Regions from separate parts of the Mus musculus genome. Here region 2 is linked to region 1. A link is a loop called in an ENCODE intact Hi-C map of the cell type or tissue named here. Cell type or tissue: heart. All regions are shown on one strand. Each heading gives the region's core, and the rest is flanking DNA. Links, peaks and the distances in the headings are about the cores only. Region 1 holds the start of 4930517G24Rik (RIKEN cDNA 4930517G24 gene). Region 2 has its middle 11 kb from the start of Cyb5b.

Evidence for each region. Hi-C counts contacts between places; a loop is a spot of excess contacts. Peaks named below come from ENCODE experiments on the same cell type or tissue, not always from the same donor. Only the 100,000 strongest peaks of a DNase experiment are listed, where the experiment ranks them.
Region 2: a loop joins it to region 1, with 2.0 times the contacts of the local background. A loop is called at or near these places in 1 of 42 quality-filtered maps.

Annotation. Positions count from the first base shown.
Region 1 is chr8:107,201,304-107,209,638 of GRCm38, forward strand. 4930517G24Rik (RIKEN cDNA 4930517G24 gene) reads left to right here and starts at 4,027. Exons shown (of 3, transcript NR_166499.1): 1 at 4,027-4,286. In heart, for the core only: a CTCF peak has its summit at 4,423; DNase peaks (open chromatin) are centred at 4,008, 4,548, 5,038 and 5,638; H3K27ac peaks cover 2,048 bases.
Region 2 is chr8:107,135,930-107,144,264 of GRCm38, forward strand. No RefSeq gene overlaps it. Among named protein-coding and RNA genes, the nearest start is that of Cyb5b, 11 kb to the right of the region's middle. In heart, for the core only: no CTCF peak of the experiment used is centred there; a DNase peak (open chromatin) is centred at 4,022; H3K4me3 peaks cover 446 bases; H3K27ac peaks cover 2,410 bases.

The sequences.
Region 1 (8,335 bases), core at 209-8,208:
TATGGGCTGTCTGATGTGGGTGCTAGGAACTGAATCCTGGTCTTCTGCAAGAGCAAAAATGCTCTTCACTGCTGATGCATCTCTACAGCCCTCACTAGTGACATTTTTCCTGTCACATCTGTAAGAGTGCCAATGGCATCATCTAGCTAAGAGAGGCCAGGGCTGCTTGCTAACCAACCATGTCATGGTGCAAATGAGAGCCTTACAGATAACTGCTGATCCCAAAACATTCACAGTGCTGCTCTTAAAGAACCGTGGGCAGCCAAGTGGTGGTGGCGCACGCCTTTAATCCCAGCACGTAGGAGGCAGAGGCAGACAGAACTCTGAGTTTGAGGCCAGCCTGGTCTACAGAGTGAGTTCCAGGATAGCCAGGACTATACAAAGAAACCCTGCCTCAAAAAACAAACAAACAATCAAACAAACAAAAACAAAACAAAACAAAACAAAAAAACCCCAGCAACTATCAAAAGAACCCTGGGTTTTCAGTCTGTCTGTCTGTAAAATGGGTAGATTCACATTGCCTCAGTGGGTATTATAGAGGTTTGGTTAAGGAGGAGTTGATGCCCATTGGTCTGTTCTGTGCTCCCTTCCCTACCCGTTCTAGGGCCATGCGGGTTCCTTTACAAAATTAGATTTCTGTGTGCTCAGAGTCAACCACTGTGTTCCCACTCAGTTTCACAGTCCGTGCCCCATTTTCTGCTCCTTCACCACAGCTGAGTGGCTCAGGGGTGGACACTTGATCCCCATTAGATCAGTACCATTCCTATCCTTGTGACTCTTGTAGTCTGTATTTAGGCATGCTAGGTTCTGTTTTCTGGTGTCTTAAGTGGAGAAGATACAAATCTGAGAGTTGTGGTTAGTTTTCTCACCTTGACTGGGATGTGGAGACAGCCATTCCCATTGGGGGGCTGGGAGGGGGATGCTGCCTTTGGAACTGGCAACATCCCATTGAGAGGTGGAGACCCCAGGCTCCATTCCTAGTTGTATGTATCCTTAGGCAGGCTCTAGCTTCTAACATTTTTTTAATCCTGAAGGTGGCTTCAATCAGCCTTGGAGTTGCAGAATGGCTACTGATAACACAAGTAGACTCCCTTAGTGTAGCAGCTAGAGATAGGAAGCAACGCAGGGTAAGTGGCTAATGTCATGATCGTCCTTGTTTTAGAGATATGGAATCTGAGACAGAGATTAAGTCATTTGACTTGTATCACACAGCTAGATGGCGAATCCAGGCCTCTGACACCTGGACCTAGGCTCTGTTCTGCCTAGTCTTTGAAGTATCAAATCAAACTTCGGAACAGAAAAGAAATAGGCAAGTGTTATCCAGCTGTGATTATTCAAAGAGCACTGGCTGTGATCTACGGATGTTTCCTGTGCCCTTCCCTGACACGAGTTTCCCTCTTGCTGCCAGAGACAACCAATATCCTGGGTTTTTTTTTTTTTCCCCTTAGAATCATTTTAATAGTTTTTCCACCTACACATATAACCTTAAGCCACATGATTCTGTTTCCTTTGTTTTGGAAGTTAACGTGAATGAAATCACCCCTTACGTATTCTTTTGGGATTTGGTTCTTTCAACACTACGTGAGGTCCCCCTGGGCTCTTCCGAATAGCGACAGTTCGTTTAGTTTTCTTTGCTGGACAGTCCACAAGGTATTTATGCAATCTATGTTCAATGAACAGTGGATTGTTTCCAATTTTTAAACCAGCAATGGTACTGTGAACATTTTCTTTTTTTCTTTTCTTTCTTTTTTTAAAGGCTTATTTATTTTATGTTTATGAATACACTATTTGTATTCATAAATACACTATAGCTGTCTTCAGACACACCAGAAAAGGGCATCAGATCCCATTACAGATGGTTGTGAGCTACCATGTGGTTGCTGGGAATTGAACTCAGGACCTCTGGAAGAGCAGTCAGTGCTTCGTAACCACTGAGCCATCTCCCCAGCCCTACTATGAGTGTTTTCCTTTGTGTAGTCTGATCAGCTGATGTGTATCTAAAGGCAGATCTGCAGTTGTCAAGATGTCCTTTGTTCCATGCCCTGATCTGTATGGGTACTGCACCATGCAGATGTCAATACCTGTGGCCACATGGGAAAGAACACACTATGTATGATGTGGGAAACACAGAAACCTAAAATACAGGGTTCTTCCTGAAAACAATGACCAAAGAGAGATCATGTGACCCAGCAATTTCCCCTCCTCCGTATGTGCCGTGAGTACTGAGAACATGTTCAGCAAGGCCTAGTGTCATATATTTGTAACTCCACTGCTCAGGAGGCTGAGGCAGGAGGATCATGAATTAGAGGCTAGCCTAGAGTATATGGCAAGATTCTGACTCAAAATAACAGTGTGGGGTGGGTGCGAGGAGGCTGGAGAGATGGTTCAGCACTTTAAAGCTCTTATAGAGAACCCAGGTTCAATTTCCAGCGTCTACATGCGGGCTTACAACTATATGGAGCTCAAGCATGATCATGGTACACATACACACATGCAGGCAAAAACCTCATACACATAGAATAAAAAAAAATAAAGAAGAAAATAGATGTTCATATAAAGTATATAAAATACCCACCGTAGCCTTTTCAAGTATCCAGAGATGAAATGCAGTGTGTGTACACGTGTGCATGTACGTGCACACATGGACATGTGCATGATGGAAAACTATTCAGCAGTAAGAATTAAGGAGTTACTGATACATGGATGAGTTTTGAAAGCATGACATTAAATGAAAGAAAAACCAGACACCAAAAAAATCACATACAATATGATCCGACTTATGTGACATGTCCAGAATAGTCAAGTTCAGACACAGATTGGGACAAATTGGACTTGACAGGGATGGAAGGGTCATGTTGCTAGGGACTGCTTGTGAATATAGGGGGATGAAGGCTTCAGTTAGTGGTCATGGCTGTTTAAGTATAGCAAAGGCCCTACACTGTAGGGCCTTTTTTTTTTTTTTTGGCTTTTCGAGACAGGGTTTCTCTGTATATCCCTGGCTGTCCTGGAACTCACTCTGTAGACCAGGCTGGCCTCGAACTCAGAAATCCACCTGCCTCTGCCTCCCAAGTGCTGGGATTAAAGGTGTGTGCCACCATGCCCAGCTCCTACAGTGTATTCTTAAAAGGGTGAATTTTATGATATATGAATAGAAGCACAACACTTTATTTTTAGACAGTGTCTGTCTATGTGGCCCTGCCTGTCTTAGAACTCATTTTCTAGACCAGGCTGGCCTTGAACTCACAGAGAGCTGCTTGCCTCTGTCTCCTGAGTGCTGGGGTTAAAGTTGTCTACCACCATGCCGGGATAGCATTCTCCTTTTCAAAGCTATTTTAATTTTGTGTATGTTGTCTGTGTGCTGGTATGCCCACATGTGTGGGTGCCTGAGGAGGCTAGAAGAGAGTGTTGGGTCTCCTGGTGCTGGAGTTACAAAAAGCCGTCTCAATAGGTGAGCCATCACATCTCTCCGGGCTCAACCATCCTTCTCTGTCGTTCATGCTTCGAGACTGGGATATAGCTCAGTGACAACAGGAGCTTACCTGGGATGCTCAGGACCCTGGATTCAACTCCCCTGCAAGTACTGCACTAAAGTAAAAAAAAAAAAAAAAATCACCTATTCAAAGCAGGGTGTGGAGTACCTAAGACAGGCCAGCCCGGAATTGGTCCTGGAAAGCAACAACTGGATCGCCCCAAGGGCAGTTTAATGATGGTACCAAGTGCAGAGTGTAGGGAGGGTCTAGGGAAAATTTGTCTCAAGTCATAATGAAGCAGTTCAGGGTCGGTGGAGGGGCAGCCAATACTATCCTGATCTGAAAAGGGGTGTAGGGGCAAGGTGTGAGCGATCTCCAGGAAGAACTGTGGAGGAGGGCTTCCAAAGGGGGCTTCCACATTGAGCAAGCTCCCTACTGCATCCTGTCCTCCGCTCAGCCTCTCCTCTGTGTGGACACCCATCAGGGCACCCACCTGTCAGCCAGTGGGACAGGGGCTTAGGCAATGGGGGCCTTCAGTGCACAGTGCGCATGCGTGAGTCTGACATCTACAGAGGCAGTTGGCATTGGCCCCATTCAAGCACTCCCCGAGGTCTACAGTGGAGAAGAGAAGGCTGCCAAGCCCCTGTGAAGAAGAAAGAGACTGTGTATCGTCCCAGCCCCTCGTGACTTCACACTGGGTGTGAAGACAGAATAGGATCCTGAAAGAGGCCGACTTTAACGAAAGGAATGAGTGTGTGCACTTTTGGACATGGCGTCTAGATGTCCTTCCAATTAAGCGGTGCACAGTAAGTTGGGGTGAGTCCTGGTGATGAAGGTGCCCTTCATGACCATGGGGAAGCTTGGAAATGGATACTAAGCACCCCTGGGGGTGTATTAATGCAAGTACAGAAGGACAACTCCACGCTGAGGGACACCCCTCTGGGGCTCAAAGCCTAGGGTTGAGCCGGAGAGTCTGATAATGGGCAGACACCCAAGGCCTGCTCTTGGAAGCCAGGATGTGTGTGGACTGCGCCCTCCCCGGAGGTTACCCCGAGTGCTGGCGCAGCTCTCTGGCTCAACCGCCCGAGCACTCACGGGGCTCCTTCCAGCCTTTATTGGGACATCTGCCACCTCCCAGGTCCTCCTCTTCCAAAGCCAAGAAGGGTCAGAGGAAGGGAGTGTCCCTGTATACCAACGTAGCAGAGCAGCTTCTGAAAGCTGAGGGGGGCCCCCAGGGAGAAAACATGGCCGTGCCAATTTTGAAAGGTCCCCAAACGACTTCTAAAAGCACCAAGGCCCATGAGTAAGACTGCGGTGCTGGATGGAACGCGGGGGCAGGAATGCTGCCCAGATCCCTGGCAGGAGCTGCGGGAAGAAAGCAGGCCAGGGCGCTGCCTCTGCAGCAGACGCATTGTCCCCCCTGTTCTGTGGGCTCTTGGGTATCTCTGTCCAGGCAAAGCCCGAGCCCACCCGTGGGCAGCTTCTAGCCTGCAAGGCTCAGCACCCTGCAGGATTCTCTTCCACACAGGTCCCTCACCTCTGGCTCCACGCCCAGCCAGTTGCCCACAGACTGGAAAACAAAGGAACACTGCCTTCCCTGGAGACCTGTGCTTAAGGGATGGAAGGGATGGGCCTTGGGCAGGCTGGGCGGATACTCTGTTGATTTTTTTTTTTTTTTTCCGAGTGCAGAGACTATGACAGCCAATTCCTGTTGGAAGTAGCTTTGTTTTCTTTGGATGGTGGAACACTTTTCCTTTCTCGTGACTGTGGCAGTTTTGGGTCATGTTTAGGATGGTGACTAGTTAGCCTAATTATGTGCCTTCCACAACCACGTTCTTAACCTTTTGGGGCACAGATGTTATTACAACCTTGATTGAGAAGAGGGGTCACCTCTTCTCTCTCCCCTCTGCGCCTCAATCGGAGCATTTAACTCCTAGTGGGTTAGGACTCTTTGTAGAGGCCAGGAGTGCGTAGCTCAACAGGTTCAAGGCCCTGAATTCTGTCCCAGTTTGGGGACAAAAATGAGAAACTGTTGGGTTAAGGAAAATAAGGAAAGGCCCTTCCTGTCCCCCTATATTCTACCCTAGATTTCCTTCAGTCTGGTTTTTAAGATTCCTAGCACTGGTTGGGTCAGTGCGCCCTGCTTGGCTCCTGTCTGAATCAGTCCATGTGTCTAGGCACGTTTCTAGCTAAGGCTGCCTCTGGGTGAAGGCTCCAGGACCGCACCACGCCTCTCTTTCAGGCATCAGGCTATTCCAGAGGGATTTGTAAGCTCTTTGTCTTATCTCTGTCTCTCTATTACACAGAAGCCGGGCAACCAGAGTCTCTGTAGCTTCAAGGAGAGGTGGCCCTATTTCCAAGGAGCAGGTTCTAGGGAGACAGGCGTTGTCTGGTTTTGTTAAATTCCAGCAGAAAGTCACTTTGCCAAAAATGCCAAAAATAAAAAGGACTGTCTAGACACTCACATATTAGACACTCTAATATGAACAGAGACTTTGACCTTGACGTCATCAGGTTTTGCTTCCATGGCAAGATGAAGGGGTAGGTCAATTAACAGACAGGGCTGTGTACCTGCTGTGCACCAGGCTGTGTTCTTGGCACCTGGAGGCATGTGGTGATGAGACAGACACCCAAACACTGGTAATTGTAGAAAGTAGAAAATACAAAGATGAAAGTAATGTAGTGTGGAATGACCAGGGTTGCCGTGGTAGGGACGTGATGAGAAAGGTCTCTGAGAATTCACAACTGGGACAGAGACCTGCTTTCCGGCTCACTTACCTGCCCGCTCTCCACCTCACTTTCTGTAGCCAGTTAAAGGTCGGCTGTGAAAGAAATGCAACATAACATTCTAGGAATAGACAACTTACAATGTTTGCATTGGGTATTATTCTGAGGAACATGAAAAAAATGTCACACAATGCCAGCTCATGGCCCATGCTCCCACACAGTGTGCCCATGCTGTGTGGCTGTGCCACCTACCTGCTGATCCCTTGGCAGCCATTCTGAGGGAGCCCACCGTTCTGCAGCTTTGATCACAGTATACTGTGACATTTGTTCGATCTTATTAATGGTTATTATCAGTCTCTTTGTAAATTATTCCTATGGAGAGATAGGAAAAACACACATAGGATTTGGTGCTGTCTGATGCTTTAGACTCCCTCTGCGGATCTTGCAACCTATCCCCCATTGGTGAGCCGAGGCTACAGTATTCAAAAGATAGTAGCCACTTGGAGGACTTCAGGCTGAGGGGACAGCTATTGCGAAGGCTCTGAGACTTGAATGGTTGACCTGCTTAAGGAACAGAGAAACAGTAGACTTGGACAGAGTGAGGAATGGGAAGACGGGAGATGGCACACATCCTATAGGATCACATCCTATATAAGCCTTTCAAGGAAGTGGAAGTTGGGTTTTTATTACACTGTGACAGAGGAGCATAGAGAGGAGGATGCTGCTGGCATTCTTAGAGCTGGTATCCATAGAGAGGAGGGTGTTAGAGCAGGGGTGGGTGAGAGGTCCAGGTGAGAGGGGTGATTGTAGCTTGGTCCTTTTTGGTAGCAAGACAAACAAAAGCCTGTGGACTCTTTTTCACGTGGGCATACACAGTGCAAGTGGTTTTCTCTTCCCTCCTGTACCTAATGTATTATAAACTCATGGTGGCTAAAGCCCCTAAAGGTCCAGGCATGGTGGCACATGCCTTTAATCCCAGTACTTGCAAGGCAGAGACAGGAGGATCTCTGTATGTTTGAGACCCAGCCTGGTTTACATACCAAGCTCCAGTACCACTAGGACTGACTATATAGAAAGACCCTATCTCAAAAAAAAAAATCATAGAGACTGTCTCTTAATTCACTTCTCTCTCTCTCCCCCTCTCCCTCTCTCTCCCTTTCTTTCTTAACTTTAAAACAGGTCTCGTTCTACAATCCTGGCATCCCCGAACTCTTTACATAGAACAGGCTGGCCTTGAACTCACAGAGATGTACCTGTCCTGCCATCCAATTGCTGAGTTAAAGGAATACACCACAACTCTTGACCCATTTATTTCTTTTGAGACAGGGTCTCATGTAGCCTAGGATGGCCCCAGACTCTCTATGTAGCCAAAGATAACCTTAAGCTTCTGATCCTCCCATCTCTACCTCCTGAGTTCTGGGACCACTAATGCACATCCCCAAACTCGTCATGGCACACTGAGGATTGATTGCAGGGCTTTGCGCACAGCAAGCAAGCAGTCTACCAACTGACCTACATCCCTAGACTGCATAATGGGCCTTCAGTGGCCACCCTACAGCTCTCTTGTCCAAGCTGTCTGCTCCTGCTCTTTGCAGGAAATTGAAATAATGATAGGAATCCTCGTATGAGCAAATGCATGGCTGATCTTGTCTCTGCAGAGTGTCAATATCCACAGCAGGCAGCAGTGGTGTGTGTGTGTGTGTGTGTGTGTGTGTGTGTGTGTGTGTGTGTGTGTGTGCGTGTGCATATTAAGTGTCGGCTGCACACCTTTGATCCCTCTTTGCTCTATAATAACCACACCAGACTCCGGCCACTAGCCTTGGATCCGTTCCTTGCGGTTTGTATCTCTTGTTTGGTTTTTGGTTTTTAGATAAGAGTTTTGACAGCCAGAAAGGGCGGATGCATTGCCCAAGGTCACATAGCTAACAAATGACAGAGCTGGGACCCATGTCTGTCTGATTCTTGCCACATCAAGAGGCTGGTGAGACCAGTTCTGCACATCGAGGAGGCCCTAAGAACACCAAGGCTCCTGTGGTCTTCTTTGGGGGATGGGGTGGGGGATGTCTTCTGATTTGCTGAAACTGTGAAGTTATGCTGAGCACAGTCAGGGTCAAGGGTGTCTTTGTAAGGCTTCCCTG
Region 2 (8,335 bases), core at 220-8,219, 65 kb before region 1:
TCTTTTACATAGCAGGCAGGAGAGCCACGGCTGGGGATGGAGGCAGGCCCCAAAGAAGGATTGAGGTTCCCAGAGGTTGCCCTTAGCCATATTTGACCCCTGTTTGTGTGGCCAGACCCTGGGAATAGGACCCCTTGGGAATAGGAATAATTTTTTTAACTTAGCAGACAGCTGTGTTAAGAAAAGGTAGAGAGAGGAGTAACAAAGACCAGGACTCTTTGACGTCTCTCTACCCATCACATCCACGCTTCCCAGGGCCTCTCTGGCTTCAAGAATCCCATCATGGGAACTCGTGAGTGAACAAAGAGTTGAAGAAAATTCCTTATCAGCGGGAGAGTTACTTGATTCAATGTGTTTCCTAATGTGAGTTGGGACAATAGGGGGAAAGAAAGAGAAGAAATAAAAGGTCATTTTCTTTGGCTGCTTTTAATGAATCCCCCCTCCCCCATTGTCATTACCCATCCCTAGTCAGGAAAAGCTCGAGTTTTTTCATGCCAAGAAAAACAGCAGGCAGGAAGAAACAAATTATGACCTTGTTTGTGTTTTGTGTCCTAACTATTTGATTTATAGGCCTTGATCCACTGATTATGGATGAAAGAAAATATTTCAGTGCCTCAACCGTAACCTGAACTTAACCAGGGGTGGGTCTCATGTCCACGGCTAAAAAGTTACGAGGTTGAAACGCTTTGAGAATAAAGGATCAAAGTTTGGGGCCGTCTGTAGGCAATTTTTAAGCTACTCCCAAGGTCAAACTCTTTTCTCACACGCCATCATCACAAAACCCCTCTTTAGACAGTTTGCTGCCTTCCAAAACCTGCTCATTTACAGACCTAGGAAGTAGTTAAGCACCTACTGTGCACCAAGCACCGACTGAGACACTGAGGATCCACATCAAGTCAGAAGAAGATATCTTGTGGTCAGGGGCTCCAGGAGGTGGGGTGGGGGTGGGGACAGAAGGATATATTAGAGAAAGACAGGAGAGCTACTAAGAGGAGGTGGCAAGTCGTGGCTTCATTTAGGTGTTGACGTTGGACCTGAGACAGAATAAATGTATGTGAGGTTGGGGTAAGGTAGGTAGCTATCCTCTAAAATTGGCTCATGAGCCAGGCCTAATGGTATAGATGATGGTATAGATCCAGGCCCTTGGGTAACTAAGGCTTATCACTGCCTGGAATATACAGCAAGATCTTATTGCAAAAACAAACAGACAGACAAACACACAAACTCTACATGAAAATCCTGTATCATGGAGCTATGTCCTCAGCTCTATCGAAACATTTCTAAGCTAAGTCATTAAGTAAAACAAAACAAAACAAAACAAACAAACAAACAAAAAACCATGGCATAGATTGTATGTTTCTCATTATGCTTTTCTAACAAAAAGTCATAAAATGAGTGTATTTGTGTTTTCTAGCATTTGCATTAAGCTTAGAAAAGAAACACACAAAACTAATATGCCGGGCTGGTGAGATGGCTCAGTGGGTAAGAGCACCCGACTGCTCTTCTGAAGGTCCAGAGTTCAAATCCCAGCAACCACATGGTGGCTCACAACCATCCGTAACAAGATCTGACTCCCTCTTCTGGTGTGTCTGAAGACAGCTACAGTGTACTTACATATATTAATAAATAAATCTTTAAAAAAAAAAAAAAAAAACTAATATGCCTTAATATTCACTTACAAATTTTTAAAATGTAAGATTAGGGTAACTCAAAAACATTAGTATTCTGCGTGTCAGGCTGTGCGAACTTGCTTAAACGCACTGTCACTGAGGCTTCATCTTGGTGATTGCTAACACAGCGAATGCTTATGCCTTTGACCCAGAGGTTTTCTTTTTGTGCATTGCATAATGATGTAAGATCAAGGTCACTAACTTCAGTCTCATTCGTGCTTGCAAAAGACTGGAAGCAACCCAAATGACAATCAGTAGGATATAAGTTAGGGTAGATTTACAAGGACTACGAGCACTAGAATCATGCAAAGCTGTGCTTCTGGGTCATTGAACCAGGCATTGTCTCTGCATCAGCAGGGAAGCACTTGGGTGTGCATGTTGGGCCAGGAATTCATACCTCATGTGTGCTAGACATATATGCTCTATGATGGAGATATACGCCCCCCCCCCCCAGCTCTATCGAAACATTTCTAAGGTAAGGAAAAAAAAAAAACAAACAAAACCAAAAACACCATCCAGACTGTGCAATGTTCACTGTCTTTCCTAACTAAAGGTCCTAAAGTAAGCATTCTTGTATTTACTTTCATTGCATTAAGAAGCTTAGGAAAGAAACACAGAGCCCATGTATGACAGTCTGGACCGGGTGAGTGGAAAGGGAAACTGGGTAAAAGGTGACAAAGAGACTTCACTGTATGGCTTTCAATTTTTCTTTCCTTTTTCTTTTCTTCTTCTTTTTTCTGGCTTTGGAATTAACTTAATTACAATTCCTAAGATCAACATTCTGCTATAAACAGAAAAAAATGATGCCTGGTTCTCTATGTACAATAATAAAGCTCTCTTATGATTTATTTATTTTTTTATGCACTGGTGTTTTTCCTCCGTGTGTCTGTGTGAGGGTATCAGGTCCCCTGGAATGGGAGTTACAGACGGTTGTAAACTGCCATGTGGGTGCTGGGAATTGAACCTGGGGCCTCTGGAAGAACAGTCAGTGTTCTTAACCACTGAGCCATCTCTCCTGCCCTCCAAATAAGGTTTCCTCAAGTATTGATTCGCACTTCGTGTTTATAAAGACAAAGCTCTTGATTTTTCTCCTTCTACTAAATAAGACATTTCAAGCCTGTGATTACATTTCCCCGAATGCTCTCCGCTGTGCTTCCCTGTTGGATAATACCTTCGCTTGCTAGCAACTGTCTGAATAGTCAAAATAAGATACAAATGTTTAAAAATCTTGTTACAAATATTTATTCATACTTGGGACATTCCTGTAAAACTACACAGTCATCATGGACCGTATTTTAGTGGACAAAAAAGTTAGAGCTACTTAAAATTTGTCCATTCTAAAACATTTTATCATGTCTGTGATCCCTAGTACTTTAGACCAATAATTAAATTAATATCTATCACTAACACATTTCATGTAAGCTTCTAAAAAGTAAAGACAATCAGGTGATTTCATTAATGAAAAACTAAAACCAAAAACCCTTCAGCCTCAAAAGAAAAATTGTACTTTTATATTTCTTTTCTTTGATATTTTTTTGTAGTGAGACAGGGTCTCACTATGTTACCCTAACTTCAATGGAACTCACTGTATAGACCAGGCTGGCCTTGAATTCTCAGAGTTGTGCAGTGCCACTGGAGGCCCACTTTTATATTTCTTTTTTCTGCTCTCCCCTCCCCTCCCCCCTCCCCTCCCCCTCCCCTCCTCCTTCTTCTCTCTCTCTCTCTCTCTCTCTCTCTCTCTCTCTCTCTCTCTCTCTCTCCCTCTTCTCCCCATCCCTCTCTCCCCAGGGTTTCTCTGTGCATCCCCGGTTGTCCTGGAATTCACTCTGTAGACCATGCTGGACTTGAACTCAAAGATCGGCCTGCCTCTCTCTGCCTCCTGAGAGCTAGGGCACCGTGTGTGCCACCATGGCCTTGCTCTTTGCTCCTAAAAACATCCAATGTCTTTGATAATTTTGATATCAATGTAATGCTTCTATGCTATGACTGTGTTAGAACTTCAATAGCGACTGTGTTGTGGGAACTTCAGCAGTGAGCATAGAGAGCTAAAATGTTGCAGGTCCAAACCCAGAGTTATCTTGGACTAGCTTAGTCTTTTAAATAGCCAACCAATCGCCTTCCTGTTTATGAGATTTAATACTCTTATGATCAAAACTCAGAAACAACTTAGAAGGATCGTCCGTAAGGAAATCTGTGGCACCCGGTGAGGGCTTGCCTGTCTTTGCTTTCAGACACCACCTTCTCTATCATAAAATCCTCAGACTTTGTAGGTCCCTGCTCCTCTTTGGCTTGCCCCAGCGTTGACTCTTCTATTTATACTCGAGAGGCTTAGAACTGCTGAGTCATAGCCCTTACAGCCTTTGCCCGCCCTCAAGGACTCTATTGCAGCCTTCTGCCAACAGCCTTGGGCTTTGTTCTACAGATGGGGCTCTCTCTCCTTTCTCTCTGTTCTCTCTCTCTCTTCCCCCTCCCTCTTCCTTCATTAAGTTACTCCCTCTCACCCCCCCTCCCCTCCCCCTCCCCCCTCCTGCCCTCCTCCTTTCTCCTCACAAAAGGGGAGGCATATCAAGTTGAAGGAAGACTAGGCACATCTTTTTCTATTGAGGCTAGACAAAGCCGCCCAGTTGGAGGGAAAGGGATCCAAAGGTAGACGAAGTAGTCAGAGACAGCTGCTCCTCACACTTTAGGAGTCCCACACGAAGAACCAGCGTCACAACCGTTACATACAGGTAGAAGGTCTGGGTCCATTCCACGCATGCTCCCTGGTTGGCAGTTCAGTCTCTATGGGCTCAGGTTAGTTGATTCTGTAGGTTTTCTCCTAGAGCCCTGGACCCCTCTGGCTCCTTCAATCCCCACCACCCCTTCCATAGGATTCCCCAAGCCCCGCTCAATGTTTGGCTGTGCATCTCTGCATCAGTTTCTATCCATTGCTGGGCGAAGTCTCTCTGATGACGGTTATGCTAGGCGCCTGTCTACAAGTGTAGTAGAATATCATTAATAGTGTGTCGGGGATGGGGGTGGGGGTTGGGGGCCCCTCCCTCTCCTGGCACAGGTCTCAAACTGGACCAGATGTTGGTTAGCCTACCCTCCACCCAGGGTTCTGTCCCCTCTTTTGTGGCTTCTAGTTTGGAACTCTGTTCCTCCTCCCTTCCCCCTGATAAAGCCCTTCGTTTTCGGAGAACCCTGTTCCCTGTGCTGTGATTTCAGAACTGGGTTGGGTGTTCCTCCGGGCTTGGAACTTACTCTCTTGTCTCGATCCACTGATTTCCTAAGATGCTAGGATCTCAGCTGTGAGTTTGGGCACAAAGACATGTCTACATTCTCTCTCTTTTTCCAGACCCATTTGCTTTACTAAACATTTCCTCCCCAGTGGTTGGTGTTCCTGCTGCTTACACAGTTCTTCTTCCTCTTCCCTGTGACCTGCCTTTCTCTGGCTGAGATAGAACGTTCTTCTCCCCACCTTGACGCTCCCTTCTGGCTACGTGGGCTTTGTTTGTTTGTTTGTTTGTTTGTTTGTTTGTTTTGTCTGCCTTTGCTGAGTGTTCTGAGCCCAGTCTGATGTCATTAGGCTCAACAGTAAGTTCCCAAGGAGGTTGGTAAATGTAACTGTTGGTAAATGTAAATGCTACTATGTCTCATAATATTAAAAATAAAATAAAGGACAAGGAAAAGCAAGGAAGAAAAGAGACAGTTAGAAGGCTATAGGAATGAAAGCATCTTTAGTGGGAGATAGAGAGATGGCTCAGTGGCTGAATGAGCTTACTCAGGACCTGAGGTTGGGTCCCAGCACCTATGCTGGGTGGCTCACAACCGCTTGTGACTCTGGTTTGAGGGGCTCTGACACCTTCATCTGGTCTCCAGTGACACCCACACACATGTTCACATCCTCACACATCCATGTTAATAAAAAAATCCTTAAAAGAGATGTTTTTAATAAAGGAGGAGTTCTGTATGAGACTTTGTCCAAAGCTAAGGTGGCTGGGTGTTTCCAGAATAGAAAAAAAAAGTTAAGGAAGCTTGAACAAGGAACCAAAGTCCTAAATTACATGAGGTATGTAAAAGATAAGACCACAGGACATATGTATAATAATTAAGGGTTATTAAGAATATCTAAGGTCAAAGTTCAACTTAAATCAATAGAATTCCCTTGTTATTGATTTTTTTCTTTAGTAGCATTTGTGAGTACCATCTTAAAAAGTAAGAATATATGTCCTAGCCACATTTATTTAAATGTGCTTAGATTTTGCACGAGCTTTTAGGTACCTGATAATCATATGTGAAGGCCTGTGTCTGCATGGACAGAAAGGCTAAAAGGGACAAAACTTAACCCTTGTTCTTAGGTCCCAGAGGACTACAGGACATATCTTAAAAGATGCCAAAGCTCTGGTAAGTCACCTGTCTTCCTGTTCGGAGATGCCTTGGGACTCCTCCAAACTGGATGCTAACCATTGTACATTCTGCTAAGAGGAGAGTCAACAAAAAAGGATTTGCCCGCTGTGCTCCCAAGGAGAGCCTCAGTCAGTAAGGCCTTGACTAATTCTCAACTGAAGACACGTTAGTTAAAAAAAAAAAAAGGGGCTCATGAGGGTTCTTAGCTCAGTGGCTAAGAACACTTGTTGCTCTTGCAAAGGACCTGGGTTCTGTTCCTAGCACCCACAAGGTAGTTCGCAACTGCTTGTAACTCTGAGGTTCTGAGAAACTCACACATTCAGGCAAAATATCAATATCCATAAAATAAAAATAAAGAAATTATTTTAAAAAATATACAACAGCTACAAAACTAAAGTATCCTTTAAAAGAGATGAAGGATCGGGCCCTTAAGGTTCTCCCCACTAAATCAACCTTGATTGTGTGTTACTGATGAACCAGGTGGAGAATTGAAGCCTCCCCAGCTGTAATTAGAGGAGAAGACTCATGCTTTTCCTAACTGTAAATGAAATATTGTTTGCAAAATCCTGATAATTCTGCTAATATCTCCTTTGCTTTACAAGGTCTACAAAACCACATCAAACACCCTCACCTTGTTGATGGACAGCTTTGGGATTAAATCTCTGCATCTTGCAGTAAGGGTGGATTGTATCCTTTAGACTCTCGATAGTGACCAGATTAATCTTTGGACCTTGTGTTACTTGCTTCTCTGTTACAATCTCACTGGTGGGACTATTAATCTTTGGACTTTGTATACTCAGCTGGTTCTTAATTTTATTTACTCTTGCTGACAGCTAATCCACATTTAGCTGATCGTGTGGCAATCTAACTCTGCCCATCTGGGTCCCCTAGGTTGTCCTTTAATGCCCGGAAGTCAGCGACAGTGGACACCCTAAATCCTTATGTGTCCCAGTTTCAGCAAGAAGTTTTCTGATTGACTTAAGGTCCATCTGCTGAGTGGTTTTAGGGTCTCAACTCTTTAGGGGAAATGTGACATAGGAAGATGGATATTGGTTCGCATGGGTGGGGGCTCCTCTGACATTTGGACCGTTTCACTCAGAGTCTGAAGCGCCTCTGCCTTCTGTCTGCTCTGTGGCTGCTCGCCGACCTTCATTACTGAAACTGCCTGTGTCCTAATTAAAAAAGCATGGTTTCCTACTCTTGTCTTTTGTGTCTTAGAGAACATCACTAGAAGTCATGTTGACAACATCCTTTCCCAGAATTGCTGATACCGGAGACAGTCGTCCCCCCACTGCTCCCATGAAGAAGCTACCCTTGTCCATTAGGAAAGAGCAACAAGGCCGGGCGGTGGTGGCGCACGCCTTTAATCCCAGCACTTGAGAGGCAGAGGCAGGTGGATTTCTGAGTTCAAGGCCAGCCTGGTCTACAGAGTGAGTTCCAGGACAGCCAGGGCTACACAGAGAAACCCTGTCTCGAAAAATCCAACCACCCCCCCCCCCCAAAAAAGGACAAGACCCAGGACTGTGAGCCAAGGCATTTTGTAATGTTCCTCTGTTTGGGTTAAATGGAGATAATTTACATTTTTAGGACTAACTTGTTTCTCTAGATTCTTTGAGGTTCATGCTTTATTAACCTCCAGTAACAGCCAGCCGGGAAAGATGTTTATCAGTCACCTAGTGCTCTTTAACTGCTTCCCCACCCCCAGCCCAGGGAGCTTTTCTAGCTCTTTGCCACCCCTTTTGTTATAAAATTGCAAGCTGTGACTGCCACTCTGCCATGTGGTCTGGACGCTGTGAGCCCTGGCCACGCTGATGTCCACCTGTCTCTCTATGGCGTTAGAAACTCTTCTAATAATCCCTAAAAGGACACTCTGTCTCAGAGCCTCCTTTTTAATCTGAAACCCCAAACCCTTTCCTGGGAATCAAATCAAGAACTTTGTCCATGCTTGGTAAGCATTCTACTACTGAGCTATATTCCCAGCCTGCTTTTGGTCAAAATTTTTTTAAAAGATTTATTTATTATTATACACAAGTACACTGTAGCTGTCTTCAGACAGTCCAGAAGAGGAAGTCAGATCTCATTATGGGTGGTTGTGAGCCACCATGTGGTTGCTGGGATTTGAACTCAGGACCTTTGGAAGAGCAGTCAGTGTTCTAACCTGCTGAGCCATCTCTCCAGCCCCTGGTCAATTTTTTAAAAAGACTTATTTTTATTATTTTAATTGTGTGTATGGAGGAGGGGGTGTCTGTGCACACAGATGCAGGTGCCCACAGAGG